Regions from separate parts of the Homo sapiens genome. Here region 2 is linked to region 1. The links are chromatin contacts, found by Hi-C or POLR2A ChIA-PET in ENCODE. All regions are on one chromosome and are shown on one strand. The core of a region is the stretch at or near the end of the contact, and the rest is flanking DNA. Distances in the headings are between cores, read along the strand shown.

Region 1 (7,153 bases), core at 2,325-4,824:
CCTGAAGCTGGCCTGGGATGAATGAGATGTGGTGGGAAACAGTAGCTTCCAGGAGGAATGGGGAGAAAGCTCAAGCGTCAAGGGTGTTAAGGAAAGCTGGCGGGTACCCGAAGAAACCAATAAACCATTCAAACTCCACTCGAAAGACCCTGAGGGTCGAAGCCAGAGGCAGTCCCAGTGGGGTATGTAAACTGCAGCCTCCGTGCCAGGAGGCGCTGAGGTTTCCGGCTCCTGGCTGCCCCAGGGTGAGACCAGGAGCCTAGCCGCACATTTCAGCACCAAAGCTGCAGCAGCCGGGGCCCACTGTCGGGTCCTCATCTGTCAGCTCTGATTTCTTCCAGCTGTATCGGGCCAGGGTCCTGTTGGAGACGGAGAGGCTGTCCAGGCTCAAAATGACAGGGACACACGTGCAGGCGGCCCAGCCCTGCCCAAAGAGCCTCGGGAGAAGCCTCTTCCCATATCAGGGCTGCGGGGCCCCGTGACTGTAAAGAATCGGGATGCCAGCGTCTTGCTCCCTACCAGGCACCAGCAAGGCCTGTGTCGCTAATTTCACAATGAGGACACCCATCGTGTAGGTGAGGAAACCGAGGCTCACAGAGGGAAGAGGCTGGCCCAGAGCCTCCCTAGTACATGCGTGGGACTGGCATCGGCCCCTCGGCCTCTGGCCTCCCAAGGGTGTTCCCGTCTGCTGCCCGGGGGACCCTCACTCACCAGCACACTGGCTATGGGGACCTGCATGGTCTGCTGGGCCTGAGAGTCAGGGATGCTTTGAAAACAAAAATGCCTCATCTCCCTTGGCCTGACTTCCTACCTTGTGCAGAAAACAAAAAGGCTTGCAGACAAGATGTTTCTTCTGGAAGTGGCCCAAAGCCTTAGCAGGGAGAGACGATGTCATGTGGACACTTCACACTGGCAGACTGGCCGAAGGCAGGTGGGCTGGGGAACCTGCTGACATCCTCGCACCCCGGGAGCCCCTGCCCCACCCAGGCTGGACAGTGGAGCCGCAGCTCCCGCTTCCCGGAGCACACCCCTTAGGTGGCCATATGTTCACGACTCAGATTTCCCAGCAGCTGCCACCTCGGAGGAGCCTGCCCTTGACACTGGAGGGAGTGCGGGGGGGACAAGCATTCAGGAAGAAGCCCCAAATGCCCCAAGATCACTTCCTGCCCTGGCTTCAAGCTGACCTGCTTGCCGTCAGAGCTGTGTTTATAAACAGTGCCAGGCCCCGGCAGCTTCCAGAGTTTCAACTCCAGGCTTGCCTGGAAGTCGCATGGGGAGACATCAGCCGAGACACAGCAGCTGCGCTGAACCTTTCCTCCAGCATAGGCCCCTCAGAGCACCGGGGGTAGCTCAGGAAGGCGCCTCTCTCCAGGAAAGCGGAGATCTGTGCGAAACGCTGTGGACTATTTCAGGGAGCTCACAGACACCCCTGCCCCAAACCCGCCTGCAGGCCTCAAGCTGAGAGTCTCAGATTTCAAAGTTCACCAACAAACCCCCAACATTCGCCCCTCCGAGCAGTCTGTGATGCACCCCAAAAGACAGAATCTGCAGCCATGAATATGACAGGCTGGGGAAGGCCCCTGTAAAGAAGGGGATGTTTCAATGACATTTAAGGTACTTGGAGAGGTAGCAACAGACTCAAGGAGAAAGAAGGTTCCCCAGGGTCCAGGCCCCCTTGAATGGAGGCTCACGGTTTAGAGAACCTGAAAGAAGGGTCAACTTGATTTAATTGGGGTGGGGGGGGGCCCAGCCACCAGAGGGTTAAGGAAAGTTCATCAGATCATATTTCAAGGCCTGGATGGTACAAAAGAGTGCAGACCCTGCCCTCAGCCAGGGTGGGGGTTGGGGTCCAGGGTCACAGCTCCAAGCCCCGAAACGGGAGGTTACATTTCAGGACTCCAGGACACTTCAAGCCCAGAGCCTGCCACTTTGGGTTTACAGAGTTCAGGCCTCCACATCTCCAGGGCGAGTCTCCACTTTTCAAAACTCTAGAGAGGAGCAGAAGTGTGCGCAGGGGTGTAGGGTTGGGAGGCGAAGAGAGGTATATGCTATAATCACAGAGCCCTGAGTGCTGTGTTTTCAGATCCCAGGGGGTAATGTGAGAGGACCGAGAAGAAGATACGTACAGGTCAGGACCGTGGGGAGGGAAGATGTGAAAGGGGATGGGGGAGGGAGAGGTCCCCTAACCTCCCCGGAAGCCGTGGCCTTGCGGGCACTTCTAAGGGTTTTAGACCCTCAGCTCTAGGTAGGCACCTACAAGAAGGTACATCCCCTGGAATGGGGATACTCTGAGCTCAATCCCAGGATGATTAAAAGTGGTTCCAAGCTAGGAGATGGTATCTATGGGACATGGGACCTGGACAGGACCCAAAGTATAATAGAGCAGCAGCAACAGTTGTTCTAAAGAGGCCAGCCTTGGACCCAGTGGGGACCCTCCAGAGATCAACAAAAGAGAATAGGCAGAAAGAGAGGGGACCTTAGAAACCAAAGTTGGGGTGCATAAAAGTTCTGGGGGCTGTGTAGGGGGAGGGTGGGTGTCTGACCTAAGAAGTAGACTCGCTCAAGAGCAGAAAATAGGAGAAGCAGCCAAGGTTTGAGGACAGTATCTGATGCTGCACAGGTGAGGTTTAGAGCCCCCTGAAGCAGAATCAGTAGCCTCAGATTCTGTCCCGAGAGGAACGAGGTAGGACCAAAGCACAGTCCAGGATTTAAGATTAAAAAAAGGAGAATAAAGAAGGTCTGTGACCAAGAAGAGTGGTCCGAACTCCATCCTATGGGGAGGGAAAGGGAGGGCCCAGCCTTCCCCCAAGCGCCCACTCCGGCGTGTGAGAGACGGTGTCGGGAAGGGGGCGGGGTTCTGGGACCAATGCAGGAGCTGAAGAGGGGCTCAAGACCGAGCCTGAACTCCAGACCCCAAGAGGACGTGCCGTGTCTTGGGGGTGGTCTCAGGGCCCTGACTCCTCCACCTGGACGGTGGCAGGACACTATCCAGGACTCGGGGGACCCTTCCGAGCAGGAGACTCGCAAACCCCAGCCTGGCCTGTTGGGCGGGGACGAGACCCAGATAGCAGTCCTGGGAGCCCTGTGGGCGGGGAGGCGCAGACACTCCCCCCAACACACCAGCCAAAAAGCAAGGACCCCGGCTCGGAACCAAGAGGGCAACGAGTAGCTCAACACGTCCCGCATCCCGGCGGGACGGTGCCTCAACCGGGAGGCGCGGCCCTGGCCTGGCGCTCAGGGACCGGGACCCTAAGGGCTCGGGCTGGGTGGGGGGACCCTGCCTGAAGCCGGGGGAGCGACCCCCGGCGCGAAGACCTGGGTGAGGCAGGAGGGCCCCGCCCCCGGCCTCCCCGCCCCCCGCCCTCACCCTGAGACCGGGGGTCGGGGTCTGGGGGCCGGGACGGCGAGCCGCGGGCCGGCCGCGCTGTGGGGCCCCGGACAGAAGGCGCAGACCTCGACCTGCGGCCCGGCCCCCGCCCTCTCGCCCACTTGCCCCGGCCGGCGCCGCCACCGCTCACTCACTTTGGCCTCCACCAGCTCCGCCGCCATCTTGGTCACCAGCGTCCCCCGCGCCGGGAGCCCCCAGCCGTCGCGTCACGTGACCGCTCACCACTCGCGGGCGGGGCCGCCGCCCGGGCCAATTAGCACCCGCGCGCGCTCCTCCCGCCGCCGGTGCGCGCTGCTGCCTCCTGCGCAGGCGCGCGCGGCCACCGCCCGGGCCTCCGGCCAATCAGGTCCGTCCTACACCAGCGCCCCCCCCCCCGCTCGCGGCGACCACGCCTACCCCGGCGGCGCCTGACTCCTTAAAGTGGTACTAGCCCTGCGCAGGTGGGGACGGGTGCTCGGTTTCCTCTAGGGAGGGAAGGCGAGAGGGGGCGGTGGCAGCGACAACAATGCAGCTAGGTGCCGTGGCTTCCTGCGCGCGGCGGCCGCCAGGTGCGTCTCCAGACTCCCGGCGGCGTCGGGCAGGGGATGGTTGCTCCGCCGCAACGGCCGCCAGTGCGTACAGTGAGGCGCCTTGCAGCGCAGCGCGGTGCAGGCTCCACGGGCCCAGACACCCCGCGCGCTGCACATCCGGGTCCTGGTGTGCAGATGGGGCGTGGGCTCGGCAACCAGCTGGCTGGGGGCGCCCGGCGGAGAAAAGCGGGACCCCTGCTCCCAAATTCCTTGGAGATCGTACAGCCCTCACCTCTTTGCAGGCGCCCCCCCCATCCTGCCTCCCCACCCATGGGAAACCTTGGATCTGCACCAGTTGGGACCTCTTCTCCAAAGCGCTCCTTGGCTTTGGAGCTAAGTGGCTTCGTGCCCGTAGAAGTGGATTTCAAACTTCAATAATCAAGTATTTTAGTGCAATTTATTTTTTATTTTTATTTTTGTAGAGACGAGGATCTCATTATGTTATCCAGGGTGGTCTCGAATGTCTGGGCTTAAATGATCCTTCTGTCTGGGCCTCCCACAGTGCTGGGATTACAGGCGCGAGTCACCACACCTGGCTAGTCCAACACTTTAAACATAAAAAAATCAGTGCAAAAGAGTCCATGATGGATGAAATACCAAATTGTTATTTATTTATTTATTTTCGAGACGGAGTTTTACTCTTGTTGCCCAGGCTGGAGTGCAATGGCGCGATCTCAGCTCACTGCAACCTCCATCTCCCGGGTTCAAGGGATTCTCCTGCCTCAGCCTCCCAAGTAGGTGGGATTACAGGCGACTGCCACCACGCCCAGCTAATTTTTTTTTTGGCCAGGCTTTTCTGCAACCCCTGACCTCAAGTGATCTGCCCGCTTCAACCTCCCAAAGTACTAGGATTACAGGCATGAGCCATCATGCCCAGCCTTTTTTTTTTTTTTTTTTGAGAGCCTTGCTGTGTTGCCCAGGCTGGAGTGCAATGGAGCGATCTCCACTCACTGCAACCTCTGCCTCCTGGGTTCAAGCGATTCCCCTGCCTCAGCCTCCCGAGTAGCTGGGATTACAGGTATGCACCACCATACCCAGCTAATTTTTTTTTTTTTAGACGGAGTCTTGCTTTGTCACCAGGCTGGAGTGCAGTGGCGCCAGGCTGGAGTGCAGTGGCGCAATTTCGGCTCAGTGCATCCTCTGCCTCCCGGGTTCAAGTGATTCTCCTGCCTCAGCCTCCCGAGTAGCTGGGACTACAGGTGGGCACCACCACGCTCAGCTGATTTTTGTATTTTTAGTAGAGATGGAGTTTCACTGTGTTGGTCAGGTTGGTCTATGAACTCCTGACCTCAGGTGATCCACCGGCCTCGGCCTCGCAAAGTGCTGGGATCATGGGTGTTAGCCACCGCACCCGGCCTGAAATACCAAAATTTTAAGTAAAGAGCCAGACGTAGGAGTGTGCGCCTGTGGTCCCAGCTACTTAGGAGGCTGAGGCAGGAGGATCGCTTGAGCCCAGGAGTTGGAGGCTGCAGTGAGCTTTGATCATGCCACTACACTCCAGCCTGGGCGACAAAATTATAGGAGGCGGTTGTTTTAGACTAAACTCTTGTGCTAGGCACCAAGACACAGGAATAAACAAAATGCAGCTAGTCACACTCAGATTCTAAGTCACAATGACGAAGCTAAGTTGTTATCTGACCTTTGGGAAAACCAGGAGGGAGCCCTATCAGCCCATTTTCTCTTTTATTTTATTTTCTCTCTTTCTTTCTCTCTCTCTCTCTCTCTCTCTCTCCCTTTCTTTCCAGGAGGAGTCTCACATTTGTCGCCTAGGCTGGAATGCAATGGCGCAATCTCGGCTCACTGCAACCTCTGCCTTCCAGGTTCAAGCGATTCTCCTGCCTCAGCCTCCTGAGTAGCTGGAATTACAGGTGCCCGCCACCACACCCGGCTAATTTTTTTGTATTTTTAGTAGAGACGGGGTTTCGCCATGTTGGCCAGACTAGTCGAGAACTACTGACCTTAGATGATCCGGCCAACCAATTTTCCAAACAGGCCAGTTTCAGCCTTCAGTGGCCAATGTCCTAAAATTCCCTCTGCTTAATTTCTTTAATCCTTACACAAAAAAACTAGCCTGGCCGGGTGTGGTGGCTCACGCCTGTAATCCCAGCACTTTGGGAGGCCAGGGCGGGTGGATCACGAGGTCAGGAGATCGAGACCACCCTGGCTAACACGGTGAAACCCCGTCTCTACTAAAAATACAAAAAATTAGCCGGGCTTGGTGGCGGGCGCCTCTAGTCCCAGCTACTTGGGAGGCTGAGGCAGGAGAATGGCATGAACACGGAAGTCGGAGCTTGCAGTGAGCCGAGATCGCGCCACTGCACTCCAGCCTAGGCGACAGAGGGAGACTCCGTCTCAAAAAAAAAAAAAAAAAAAAAAACTAGCCTGAAACAACCTGATGGTAACACTAATGAGTTAACACATTCTTTGCTGTTGGGTTTTTGTTGTTGTTGTTGCTGTTGGTTTTGAGATAGGTTTCTGTCTCCCAGGTTGTTGTGCAGTGGCTCAGTCATGGCTCACTACAGCCTCAACCGCCCGGGCTCAGGTGATCTTCCCACCTCAGCCTCCTGAGTAGCTGGGACTACAGGTGCACACCACCACGCCTGGCTAATTCTTGTATTTTTTGTCGAGATGGGGTTTTGCCAAGTTGCCCAGGCTGCTCTCAAACTTCCGAGTTCGGGGATCCTCCCAAAGTGCTGGGATTACAGACATGAGCCACCCCGCCCAGCCTGTTCTTTGATTTTGCTCTCTACAACCCCTCTCTTCCTGTAGAGCCAACCTCCTCTGCCCAACTGATTGGAACAGTTATCCTATTTTATGGAATGAAGTGTAGCAAATTGCAATGAAGCCGGTTAAGGTCCTTAGATTTGTTGAAATGTTGTCCATTGACAGCAAAACCCCAGCTCTGCCATTGCACGTATGAGTCTTACCTTCATTCCGGCCCTGCTGATTCTGCGGGGGATTGGGTTTTTTTGTTTTTGTTTTGTTTTGTTTTGTTTTAGACAGGGTCTTGCTCTGTCACCCAGGCTGGAGTGTGGTGGTGCCAATCTCGACTCACCGCAACCTCGGCCTCTCAGGTTCAACTGATTCTTGTGCTTCAGCCTCCCGAATAGCTGGGATTACAGGTGTGTGCCACCATACCTGGCTCATTTTTGTAATTTTATTTAATTTATTAATTTTCTTGAGACAGGGTCTCTCT
Region 2 (7,153 bases), core at 1,212-3,711, 3.9 Mb before region 1:
GGGGCCTGGTGTGGCCTCCTGCCCGCCATGCCCCTCACCTGGCAGGGGTGGCTGCCCGACCCAGAAGCTCCAGGGGCACCAGGAACGGGTTCAGGGGACAGATCCCAGCTGCTTGCCAAGGCGATTTCAGTTCGCTGTGCTCGGCCTTCTCGGTGGCTGGGGGGGTCTCCTCTGGTGCCTTGGAGCCAGCCCCATCCCCTTCTGCTGCAGGCCCCAGGCTCCCTCCAGCGGGAATGGGCTGGGGGGCTGTCAGGCGTAGGTACGTCTCCGTCATATGCTCAACCAGGGCTGTGCAGGGCAGGAGTGGCAGCTCCTCTGGAAGTGACATGAGCAGGTCGAGGACCACAGCGGACTCTAGTGATGGATGGAGGAGAGGGGTAAGGGGACACCCCTGCCTGCTGCCAGGGACCCTTGATCCCTCTGCTCCTGCCCCCTCCCTCACCCTTCTCACCAGCTGCTGAGAGCTCGGGGCTGCGGCCACTTCGGGAGACAGAGGACAAGTACTTGTAGATCTTCTCAAAGTCCACAGCAAAGTCTTCTTCAGTGGAGGGACCAGCCGACGACTCAGAAGGTTTCTCAGGGGCAGGGTCAGGAGTCCTGGGTGCGGAGCTAGGTGCAGCAGGGGCAGAGCTAGGTATTTCAGGGGCGGGGTCTTCCTGTCCTCCAGGGGCGCTCAGGAGCAAAGGCTTTCCACGGGCCTGCGTGGGCTTGGGGGGCTTGGAGTGCAGGAGGGTGACCGGTTCCGTGGCCGCGATGGTGAGCACCTGGCAGGCAGAACAATCAGGGAGGAAGAGGAGCTGGGAAGTCTTCTCACCGTCTACACATTCCCCCATCCTCCCTGCCACCCTAAGATGCTCCTCAGACAAGAGATGGCCTCAGAGCCAGGGACACTGAGGCTCGAGGTGTCCAGTGACTGACGGAGTCCACAGAGCTGGCAAAAGGGCCCAGGACCCAGGTTCACATGATTTGGCCCATGTGACCCTGTCCTCTGGGACACCCTGACCTGCCTGGGGGAATGGCGGTACCTGCGAGAAAGCCACTGCCAGGGCTTCTTCCAGTGGCCCTGTTATCTTCTCAGCCAGATCCGTCCAGACCTGAGTGAAGCCAGAGGTACAGGGTCAGCCCAGGGATCAGCCTGCAATGGCCCCCCAAGCCCTGCTCCTCCTGGGGATCCCCTAATCAGGTTATCCCCCGCAACTCCCACCTACCCACCAGGGACCTGCCCTGGACAGCCTCACCCTGTTCATCTGCCTCACCTCTATGGGGGCTGGGGGCTGTGCCTCCCGGCGCCTTGGTCCCTGAAGGCCACCCGGATGCACTTTCTGAATGGCCTCCCGGGCTACGCGGCCCTTGAGCTGCTGGAGGAAGACCCGGATCTAGAAAGGAAAGAGGCGGCGGAATGAGGCTTCTATGAGCTCAGGGCTGCAGCAGAGAAGCCAAAGCCCAATCCCTTGTATGCTCTGGGCCCCGCTACTGCGCCTTAGTCTCCTGCTGGCCCGGTGTTAGGAGTCCCAGTGACTGCCAAGGCCCCTACCCCACCCAGAGCGTGACCAGCTACCTAAGGAAGTTGTAAGGCCCAGGCCAGTTCCGGCTCCTTCACGCAGCCAGGGCCCAACCCTATGCTGACTACTACCCCGTTCAACTCCCTTCTTCGTCCCCTCTTCTCTATTCCCTCTCACTTCAAGCTCGTATCCTGTCCAACAGCATGCGTTGCTTTTCGCCCGGACTCGGCAGCATCTTACTCCCAGTTCATTCCGCCCGTTTAGCCCTCGCCTCACCCACGCATTACCCCGAGGCTCGCCCCGCCTTTAAAGCTTGCCCTCATCCCGCCCACGCCCCTCCCACGCCTTACTCCCAAAACGGCCCCGCCCTTAAGTCTTGCTATTAACCCGCCCACGCCCCGCCCCCAGGCTCGTCCTGCCCCTCAAACTCACCCACCCACTCTCCAAACCTCAGCGGCACGCACGCCCCGCCCCCGGCATCGCCCCGCCCCTCCGCTTCACTTATGCCCCGCCCACGTCTAGCTCCCAAGCTCGCCCCGCCCCTAGGTCTTCTCTTCCCGTCCACGCCCCGCCCCTCACCCCGCCCAGGCTCACCCACTAACGCCCCGCCACTCAGCCCCACGCCACGCCCCCGCTCGCTTACATTCCTGGCCCCGCCCCGCTGGCTCCTGCCGCAGCCCCGCCCACTCTCCGCCCCACCCCAGCCCCGCCTCCAGCCTGGCTCCGGTCCCGAGAACCGCATCTCACCTCAGCCTCGCTCCGGCCCCGCAGCTCCCGGGCCAGCTCGGTGGCGTCCGGCTCCGGCTGGCCCTGCCGCGCCTGCAGGAGTCGCACTAGCTGCCGCTTCTCGCGAGCGCTCCAGGTCGCGGGACCGGTCACCTCGCCCAGATAGCGCGCCGGGGCCGCTCGCCGCCTGGGAGGTGGCTTCATGCCGCTCAGAAAGAGGCAGGCGCTGTAAGGTCGCTTCTCCGATGGGCGGAGCTACGGGGGCCGCCGAGGTCAGAAAGAACCGCGCGGAGGCGGACGCGCGTGGGGGCGTGGCTTCGCGTTTGGAGGCCCGGGGAACCGCCCCAATGGAAGTGAAGGGGAGATCGGCACCGGAACTGGGGCGGGGCGAAGGAGACCCTCAGCCTGCACTTTATCTCATTCATGAAGTGGAGACGACACCTTGGATCCCATGCCCTCCCTCTGTTGCTGGACTAACTCATGAAGCTACTACTGTGTGCTTTGCTTCTCGCAGAGGGGTGGGTTCTGGCCGAAAGGTCAAGTCCGAAGATCCAGTCGGTCAAGAGCCTGGGCTCTGGGGTCAGACAGGCCTGGGGACTTTGGGCAAGTGATTTAGCCTTGCCGAGCCTCAGTTTCCTCCTCTGTAGACTGGGGCTGATAGTCCCACTCTTGTCTGTGTAAGGTAGAGTGGAGCTCGGGCAGGAGGGATTTAAGGAGCTCTAGACTAGACTGACAATCTAAGAGGAGGGCGAAGTCCAGACCAGGAGGGAACTGGAGCAGAGGCAGAAGGTCGAAGCGGAGCTAGGGCAGGGTCCGGGCGGGGGTAATGGAGAGCGGAGAAGGCCTGGCTTGAGAAAGATCGCAGGAGGCAGATGGGCAGGTGTCCGGGTAAGGAGAGGAGGGAGGGGGAAGGTTTATTTTAAACTTACGCTTGTGGGGTTGGGTGCCGCTTTTTTTTTTTTTTTAGACAGATTTTTGCTCTTGTTGCCCAGGCTGCAGTGCAATGGCGCGATCTCGGCTCACTGCAACCTCTGCCTCCTGGGTTCAAGCGATTCTCCTGCCTCAGCCTCCCCAGCAGCTGGGATTATAAGCACGCGCCACTACGCCCTGCTAATTCTTTTTTTGTTACTTTTTTTAGTAGGGACGGGGTTTCACCATGTCGGCCACGCTGGTCTGGAACTCCTGACCTCAAGTGATCCACCCACCTCGGCCTCCCAATGTGCTGGGATTACAGGCGGGAGCCACCGCGCCCGGCCGGGTGTCGCTTTCTGTTTGAGACAAAACGCCCTACAGTCTCCCATGGCCTGGGAGTGCACACGGGTATATGGGCATATGGGCCCCGTCCCCAGGCTCCACCCCTGTAAGTCACGATTTCTCAGGAATACCCCCCAAGTCCTGCTCCCAGCTTTCTCCCCAAGCCTCCCCACCTATCCCCCACCCCGCACGTTGCGCGCTCACTGACTGCACCAGAACTTAGCCGGTCAGTCCAGAGGTTTATTTTGAGCACAGGTGGGAGGGACAGGGGGAGGAGAGAAGCGCAGGGGTCGTGGCCTCATCAGGTCCGAGGTCCAGGGAGGCGGGTCCGGTCCTGTTGGTCCTGGTCCCGAATTGGTAGCTGGGTGTATCTCCGGACCATGTTGGGGGCGCACCATCCCTGGGAGGGGTGGCTGAGGCTCAGCGAGGGAGGGGACGCTACGCGGGCCACCTCCCTTCCCAGCAGACCACTAGCCTCTTCCATCGGTCTGCATGCCGGGGTGAGAGTGGGAGCCGGGTCCGAATGCTGAGTTCTCCTCGCCTAGTGCCTCTCCTCACCTAATGCCCCTGGCTCGACCCAAAGCCCGCGCCTGCCGCGGGTGACCCACTGCCTGAGTTCGAATCCAAGCTCCACCCAGTATTGTGACTTTTGACAAGTTACTTAATTCAGAGAATGCCTCATCATTCTCGTCTCTAAAATGGGGATTATAATAGTGTCCGCCTAGAGGTTAAGGGGATTAAGTTAGTTCATAGGCGTAAAACATTTACAACAGTGCCTGGAGGCTGGGCGCAGTGGCTCACGCCTGTAATCTCAGCACTTTGGGAGACCGAAGCGGTAGGATCACCTGAGGTCGGGTGTGCGAGACCAGCCTGACCAACATGGAGAAACCCCGTCTCTACTAAAAATACAAAATTAGCCGGGTGTGGTGGCGCATGCCTGTAATCCCAGCTACTCAGGAGGCTGAGGTAGGAGAATCGCTTGAACCCGGGAGGCAGAGGTTGCGGTGAGCCGAGATCGCGCCATTGCACTCCCGCCTGGGCAACAAGAGCGAAACTCCGTCTCAAAAAACAAACAAACAAACAAACAAACAAACAAAAAAACCACAGTGCCTGGCACGAACTAAGCGCTAGGAAGCGTCACTGTCAGATCTCCTACCTCACCCAGCTCCCTCCACCTCCATACCTACCTTCCTCACTGGGACCTCCTGGGCTGGGGACCGCTGGGCGAGGCTCTCGCGGGCGGGCCAGGGGCGTGGGGCGCTGGAAGGGAGAGGCGAGCTGCAGAAGGGCTGCTGCGCGCCACGCCAGGCTAAGGGCGGCCCCTGGGGGCTGCTGCGGGCATCGCGGAGGCAGGCCTAGCTAGGGTTGATCAGGCCCCGCAGGCGGGATCGCGGCCGCCCCGGGTCCCGACGCGCGGGATTAGACTGGGGGCCCGGCTTGGCGGAGGTCGTCGGTACCTGAGTGCGCACAGACGAGACCCAGCCCGGCGGCCAGCGCGGCGCCCAGCACGAAGGCTGCCAACACCAGCGCCACCACCGGCGCGGGTTCCAGGGCCGCGGGGGCCGGCGCGGGAGGCTCAGGGCGCACTGCACGGCCGGGGACACTCTTGGGCGGCCCTGTGGGAAGTGCCACGCTGAGACTGGGTCCAGCTCCCAGGCGTCCTTCCCACCCGCTCTGCCGCCCCACGGCCCCATGCGGAGGAGGACTGCGTGCTCACTGGGGGGCGGCCGCGGCACGGTGACCACGATAGGCTGCGTCAGCGTGTGCAGGTGGGGGCCGTCAGCAGCCAGGCCCTCGGCGCTGCCACTGCCAGTGTCGGCGCACGCCTCGTCCTGAGGCAGACACTGGGGGAGAGGAAGGTGGGGAAGAGACGGGGACATCAGGGCACCGGGATCGTGGCTCTGGTCCCCAGGGCCCCCAAGAGAGACCTGAGTCCAGCTCTCCACCACAGCCAAGATGGGACCCCTGGAAATCCGGCCCCTTAGGGTGCCCTGAGCCCAGCCCCTACGCATACAAGTGGCTAGCCGCCCAGCCCCTAAGGACCCCAAATCCCAGCCCCACAAGATCGCATGGTCCGCGTCTCCCAGCACCTAGCATGTGAGGCCCAGCACCAGGTTCCCAGAAATGTGTCCCCTTAGTGGCCTTCTGCATCCAACCCCCAGCCCTGAAGGATTCCAGAGCTGTCCATGGGGGAACCCAGTGTCCACACTGTCCCCGGAGAAACTCTGTCGGCAGAGATGGACCCTTGCGCCCCACCTCCCCCAACCCCCAGATCCTCAGACCCCGAGAGTATCCTCTTTCCACTGCCAGAGTCGCCCGTGCCCAGCCCCCGAAGGGCCCCAGCGCCCGGATTCCAGGCTCTGCGCCCGCGCACCCGCGATGGCGGCGGCGGCGGCGGCGGCGTCAGAGGCGCAGGCGCCCGGCGGACTCCCCGGAGGCGGCGGCAGCGGCTCAGCTGGCAGTGCAGGAACTGCACCGAGGCGTTGAAGACCGGGCGCAGGCGGAAGCTGAAACGCGCGGGGCGGGCGGCACCCGGGCTCGGCGGCGGCGGTGGCGGGAAGGCGACAGAGGTGTCGGCGGGGCAGCCCTCACGCAGCAGAGCCAGGGCGGGCCCCGGGGCCGGGCGTGAGGACGGCGTCACTGAGCAGCGGTGCAGGGCCAGGCCCCAGCGCGGGGAGGGACGGGCCAAGGCCGCCTGGGGGACGGAGGCGCCATCAGGGATCGCCCGTCCCCACCGGCCCCCATCCGCCCCTGGTGTCCCCGGGGTCCCCACCTGCACGAACACGCGGCTGTCGGCCGGGACCTCGAGCGGCCCCGCGCGGCGAGGAAAGACGTCCTCTGTGTCGGACAGCTTCAGGCTGAAGAGGGGTCTGCGCAGCCAGGGGCCGGGCGCCGCGGGGAACGGGGGAGCTGGCGGGGCGGGGAAGGGCGGCCCAAAGGAGAGAAAACGCGCGCTGCCCTTTAGGCCTCCGGGAAAAGTGACCCGACCACCTCGCCCCCGCCGCCGCCTTTGGAAAAGGGATGCGGTTGCGGCGGCCGATTCACCCATGATGGGCTCCGCGCCACTTTCCCCCCTGACGGTGATGTGCCCCCTGGCGACCCCTGGGACTCGCACAGCCCAGCAACTGAGCCGGTTGCAGAGCCATGCGCCCCTAGAGAAGCCTCCGAAGCTGGCGAAGCCCTCCCTGGGGCGGAAGAGAAGCGGTGAGGAGCACCCGATGGTGGGGTCCGGCTGGGTGAAGTCAGAGCTCCCCCACCTTCCCCAGGGCTGCTCTTGGGGACGCAGCAGGACAGGCGGCTCCCCTTTCTAAGGGGAGATAGGTGCTGTCACCAACGAGGAAGGGAAGTGAAGAGGATACCCTCCCAAGAGGCTCTCCTGGGCACAGCCAAAGCCCAGCCAGGCCACCAAGATCTGAGACGCTTCCACTTGTCCAGGCTGAGGCAGCCATGGGACCCCTCCCCTCTTCGTGCCCCTAAACACACGCTGATGTCTGCCTTCAGGTGCTGAGCGGGGTCCTGGTAAAACGGCTAATCTCCAAATACGAAAGATTGCCTGCACATCCATTTTTCTTGTTTTCTGAGACAGGGTCTCCCTCTGTCGCCCAGGCTGGAGTGCAGTGGTGCGAATACAGCTCACTGCAGCCTCCACCTCCTGGGCTCCAGCCATCCTC

What was found. Hi-C counts contacts between places; a loop is a spot of excess contacts on that map. ChIA-PET counts read pairs that join two places held with the same protein, here RNA polymerase II (POLR2A). Pooled maps may share reads with other maps.
Region 2: a pooled map shows a loop between it and region 1 (9-fold over the local background). The contact joins the promoter of SNAPC2 here to the promoter of PIAS4 in region 1. A Hi-C loop is called at or near these places in 1 of 50 pooled maps. POLR2A ChIA-PET finds 5 or more read pairs at or near these places in 2 of 52 experiments (HCT116 and RWPE1).

The regions. Positions count from the first base shown.
Region 1 is chr19:4,004,157-4,011,309 of GRCh38, reverse strand. PIAS4 (protein inhibitor of activated STAT 4) reads right to left here and starts at 3,574. Exons shown (of 11, transcript NM_015897.4): 1 at 3,523-3,574. The coding sequence starts at 3,549. RefSeq lists silencers at 3,421-3,480, 3,511-3,810 and enhancers at 2,766-3,656, 4,011-4,140, 3,657-4,548.
Region 2 is chr19:7,915,646-7,922,798 of GRCh38, reverse strand. SNAPC2 (small nuclear RNA activating complex polypeptide 2) reads right to left here and starts at 2,461. Exons shown (of 5, transcript NM_003083.4): 1 at 2,250-2,461; 2 at 1,257-1,376; 3 at 1,026-1,094; 4 at 452-764; 5 at 1-354. The coding sequence starts at 2,432. The coding sequence ends at 35. TGFBR3L (transforming growth factor beta receptor 3 like) reads right to left here. Exons shown (of 7, transcript NM_001419781.1): 2 at 6,256-6,392; 3 at 5,857-6,177; 4 at 5,200-5,326; 5 at 4,940-5,098; 6 at 4,670-4,742; 7 at 3,702-3,882. The coding sequence ends at 4,675. RefSeq lists enhancers at 631-1,233, 2,934-3,433, 4,109-4,984, 4,985-5,861, 6,482-6,982 and silencers at 1,902-2,101, 2,182-2,411, 4,674-4,743, 4,864-4,953, 5,014-5,113 and 1 more.